Regions from separate parts of the Homo sapiens genome. Here region 2 is linked to region 1. Evidence: read pairs that join two places in POLR2A ChIA-PET (ENCODE). Cell type or tissue: PC-3. All regions are shown on one strand.

What was found. ChIA-PET counts read pairs that join two places held together with the same protein. Peaks named below come from ENCODE experiments on the same cell type or tissue, not always from the same donor. Only the 100,000 strongest peaks of a DNase experiment are listed, where the experiment ranks them.
Region 2: POLR2A ChIA-PET joins it to region 1 with 7 read pairs; 1 of 35 experiments calls an interaction of 5 or more read pairs at or near these places.

The regions. Positions count from the first base shown.
Region 1 is chr9:124,717,511-124,720,010 of GRCh38, reverse strand. All of the region lies in intron 2 of NR6A1 (nuclear receptor subfamily 6 group A member 1), which reads left to right. It overlaps LOC124902269 (a long non-coding RNA gene), which reads left to right. Exons shown (of 2, transcript XR_007061772.1): 1 at 1-2,228. Among named protein-coding and RNA genes, the nearest start is that of MIR181B2, 25 kb to the right of the region's middle. In PC-3, no CTCF peak of the experiment used is centred here; no DNase peak of the experiment used is centred here.
Region 2 is chr9:125,512,434-125,514,933 of GRCh38, reverse strand. All of the region lies in intron 7 of MAPKAP1 (MAPK associated protein 1), which reads left to right. It also overlaps the pseudogene RN7SL30P. Among named protein-coding and RNA genes, the nearest start is that of MAPKAP1, 190 kb to the left of the region's middle. In PC-3, no CTCF peak of the experiment used is centred here; a DNase peak (open chromatin) is centred at 1,203; H3K4me3 peaks cover 1,196 bases; H3K27ac peaks cover 2,180 bases.

The DNA.
Region 1 (2,500 bases):
TTGATAAATTGTAATATCTAACATTGAGCTCAGATTTTTATATGGCATCTCTTGGCTGGAACAGAGTAGTGGCTGCCTTCTTTATATGGATTGGGGACACGGTCTTTTGTCACCCAGGCTGGAGTGCAATGGTGCGATCATGGCTCACTGCAGCCTCGACCTCCTGGGCTCAAGCAGTTCTTCTCACCTCAGTCTCCCGAGTGGCTGGGACTATAGGCGCGCATTACCGCGGTGGGCTAATCTTTGTGTTTTTTTGTAGAGGTGGGGTTTCACCAGGTTGCTCAGGCTGGTTTCCAACTCCTAGACTCAAGCAATCCGCGCACCTCGGCTTCCCAGAGTGCTGAGATTACAGGTGTGAGCCACTGTGCTCAGCCTGCTGCCTTCTTTAAATGAGCGTATACTCTTAGGTTTTCACAGAACCTTGGTGGCCTCCTTTACCCATTTACGTTTCCTGCTAGTCTTCTGTAGGCATTTGAGTTTTCAGCTCCTACATTAAATAATTTTTAGGGATGATGAGAGTGTGGGAAAATGGGAACTCTTAAAAATGTAATCTGATACCTATTAAAACTGATAATGTGCAGGTTAATTTTTCAGACTTGGCAGTTTAAAATTTAAAAATATAAAATTTAAAATTACAGGCCAGGTGAGAGGTAGCTCACTCCTGTCATCCCAGCACTTTGTGGATCCCTTGAGCTCAGGTGTTTGAGACCAGCCTGGGCAACATGGCAAAACCTCATCTCTACAAAATATACAAAAATTAGCTGGGTGTGGCGGCACATGTCTGTAGTCCCAGCTACTTGGGAGGATCACTTGGTCCTGGGAGGTCGAGGCTACAGTGAGTTGTGATCGCACCACTGCACTCCAGCCTGGGCAACAGAGTGAGACCCTGTCTCCACCCTCCCCGCCACAAAAGAAAACTTAGATTGAACAATTCATACGTCTAGGAATTTATCCTAAATACTTGACAGTTATGAAAAATGTATGTTTACAGATGCTTCTTTTAGCATTTATAATAGTAAAAAAAATTGGATAACCAGGCGTGCTGGTGCATGCCTGTCATCCCAGCTACTGGGGATGCTGAGGTGGGAGGATCGCTTGAGCCCAGGAGGTGGAGGCTGCAGTGAGCCAAGATCGCGCCACTGTACTCCAGCCTGGGCAGCAGAACGAGACCCTGTCTTTAAAAAAAAAAAAAAAAAAAAAAAAAAAAGGTAACAATTTAAGTTTAATAGGGGACTCGATAAATGGATTGTGGTTATTCATGCAGTAGGATGCTGTAGACTTAAGGAGAAGGCAAATTTTTAGTCTGGAAGGTGATCCAATTTTAATAGTGGTGTTTTTGGGAAAATGAGATTACAGGGTATCTTTCATTATCTCTGAGTTTTCTGTTTTTAAGAACATCACATTATTAAGAAAAAAGACATGCATTTAAAAAATTCTCTCTCATTTTAGCTGCCAGATTTCCATGGCTATTCTGCCAAATTGAGCCAATAGGTTCTAGCTTCCACTTAAAGCACAGATTTTACATTCAGAATTCTGTTATCTTGAAATTGTTCTAAGGAAGGGGGAATCAGAGTCCTCAAGTAGCAGGAACCATCTTTGAAGTCTGAGAATAAAGTAAAAGACTTCTACAGCATTTTCAGGCTTCTACTTGCAACCCTGCTTCCATTCACTAGTAAAGCCATCAGAATTTGCCTCCTTTTCAGTGTCAGGCTTGAGGCTTGAGCCAGCACTATTGATAATGGAGGGAGCTTCTTATATAAATTGGGCTATCCTGACAGTTGCAGGGATACCTGCTGAAAGCGACCCTAATGAAATGCATGGGTGCATGGTACAGTGGAAAAAACATGAGTGAAAGTTAGCATCCTGGCCTTCCTGCTTTCTTGCTGAGTAGCATAGGCAACGTGTGAAGCTCAGTTTGTTCATCTTTGAAACAGTAGTAATTCTTGTTAAATGTTGTTTTAAAAAATAATGAGATAATATACATGAATTGCCCAGCAGTTAGCTGCTCTAGTCCTGCATGTTTCTCTTTTGTGGAAATACAAGACAAAAGGTTTCTAATTTCTTTTTGTTAATATTTGATGAGCATTTACTGTATGTTAATGACTTTAAAACATTTATCTCATTTACTCTTCCTGGCAGCTCTACAAGGTTATTCTCAACTCTTGTTCTGCCCCATTTTACAGATGAGGAAACTGACAGTTTAACACTTGGCCAAGGTCACACAGCTGGTAAGTGGCAGAGATGAACCCTGTGTGATCCCAAAGTCCATGTCCTTATCTTTTTAAAATTGAGGCGTGACTTACATGCAATGAAACGCATAGATCTAAAGTGTTAAGGTTAAGCATTTTTATAAATGTGTGCACCCTAGTAATCCACATTCTATCAAGATACAGAACATTTCCATCCCTTCAGAAAATTCCCTTTTACTTTTCCCAGTCCATCCCACTACTTACCCCAAAAAGCAATAACTTCTGGTTTCCATCATGATAGATTAGTTTTG
Region 2 (2,500 bases), 790 kb before region 1:
ATTTTAGCATAGCTGATGTTGGGTCCGAGCTCTGATACGGACGGCATCAGCGTAGTGGCTTTGGCTCAGTGAGGAACGCAGATTCAGTCAGCCCCTGCCATAGAGTAGTCAAGGCTTGGCACGATCCTCCTGGAATGGGTCTTCCTGCCATAAGTCTCCAGCCCATTGTCAGCAGTGCCACCAGAAGAATCTCACCAAAATATAAAGCTGATTGTGTCACTTTCCTGCTCTGTTAGCACCTGTTGCATATGAGAGAAAATCCAAATCTTGACCAACAATCTGGGCCAAGCTTCTCAGCCTCAGCTCCTCCTTGAACAAGCTTGCTTTTAAGCTATAGGCAGCATTTAAGATTAGAGACTTGCTCGGCAGCCAGGATTCACAGTTCCTCAGTCTCTCAGGTCCTACAAATATTGACTAAAAATGACAAGTAAATGTCAGAACCCACAGAACAAACCATGATCGCACAGATATCAAAGGACATGTGATGCTACACTACCATCCAAACATCCATCTAATGAATATTTTTTGAGCATCAACAATGCACCAAGCACAGAGATTACTCATCCCTGCCTCGAGGCTGGGGGAGGCAGCGAGGCAGCTTGAGCTGGTAAATTATAGAAGAGCCCAATGAGTGTTCCTACCAAGGTAGGAACAAGGCGCTGTGTGGGAGCACAGAGAAGGGGACAGGTAGCTCCACCCTCCCCTTCCCTGAGGTGGAAACATCTGAACCAGGTTGTCTTGAAGCAGGACTCAGAGCTAGGTGAAGAAGAGGGAAGAGGGAATGGCACGTGCAGAAGCCAGGAGGCACTGAGGAACCCACGTGGACCATGGAAGGTCATTGTGGAAGAAGCCAAGGCTGTGTGGGGTGGACATGTGAGCTCAGACCCAGCGTCACGTGTCCTTTGATATCTGTGCTGCCGTGGTTTGTTCTGTGGGTTCTGACATTTACTCGTCATTTTTAGACTATATTTGTAGGACCTGAGAGACTAGGGAACTGTAGGAATCCTGGCTGCTGAGCAAGTCTCTAATCTTAAATGCCGTCTGCAGCTTAAAAGCAAGCTTGTTTAAATAGATATGCACCCTGCACCCCTACTTTGGACACACGAGGGAAAGAGCACAGACTTTCGCTTTGATGCCAGCATTCCCTGCCCCGGTGTGCCCTCCCTGGTAAGGCTGTGAGCCTGTTGTGACTCATAGGCTAGGGATCTACCTAAACCTTATTGCAGTGGTTTCTGTTTCAGTCTGTATTTGCAATAATAGCAGCTCTCATTGACCGAGCACTTTGCTAAGGGAAGTCCTGCATTGTCTCATTTAATCCTCACAGCAACCTTCTGAGGGAAGCTCTGTTATCCCTATTTTACAGATGAGTTTAAATTCCTTCCCAAGGATGCATAGCTGGCAGCGTTACTCCCTCTCATGGCACAAACACCAGGGATGTTCTGCTCAAGTCTAGCCTTTCCTCTTACTGCTCACACTTAGCTTTTTTCTGGCTACCAGAAGCTCTTTCAGATTAAAGCAGCTCTTTAAATTGGTGAATGGAAAACAGTTGACATGAAGACATAACCATGAAAGTGTTCAGCTTTTGACTGTCATTTTTCCTTGCACAGGTGATTCTCAAACTTGTTCTTATGGTCAGCAATGATGATGATAGGTTAATTCACTTATATCCTACCTTGATCCCAAAAATATTTGGAATTATTATAATAGATTTTAAAATACACAAACCACTGAGTGCAGTGGTGTGTACCTGTGGTCCCAGCTCCTCAGGAGGCTGATATGGGAGGGTTGCTTGAGTCCAGGATTTCTGGGCTACAGCCTAGATCAGCGCTATGCTGATCAGATGTCCACACTAAGTTCAGCATCAGTATGGTGAGCTCCCGGGAGTGGGTAACCACCAGGTTGCCTAAGGAGGGGTAAACCGGCCCATGTTGGAAACGTGCAGGTCAAAACGCCTGTGCTGATCGGTAATGGGATCGCACCTGTGAACAGCCACTGCACTCCAGCCTGGGCAATATAGCGAGACCCCACCTCTTAAAAAAATATACATACGAGGCTGGGCACAGTGGCTCACGCCTGTAATCCTAGCACTTTGGGAGGCCGAGACAGGTGGATCACAAGGTCAGGAGATCGAGACCATCCTGGCTAACATGGTGAAACCCCGTCTCTACTAAAAAATACAAAAAAATTAGCCGGGCATGGTGGCGGGCGCCTGTAGTCCCAGCTACTTGGGAGGCTGAGGCAGGAGAATAGCGTGAACCCGGGAGGCGGAGCTTGCAGTGAGCCGAGATTGCGCCACTGCACTCCAACCTGGGCGACAGAGCAAGACTCCATCTCAAAAGAAACAAAAAAAAAATATGTATACATACGAACCAATAAACTACGTGAGAGGAAAAGAAACATAAAGATTAAACGACAAGTTTACGAGTCCCCAGGAGGAGGAGCTGGCAGAGAAATGCATGTCCAGGTCATCATAGTCACACGAACATTTAGTGCTGAGCTT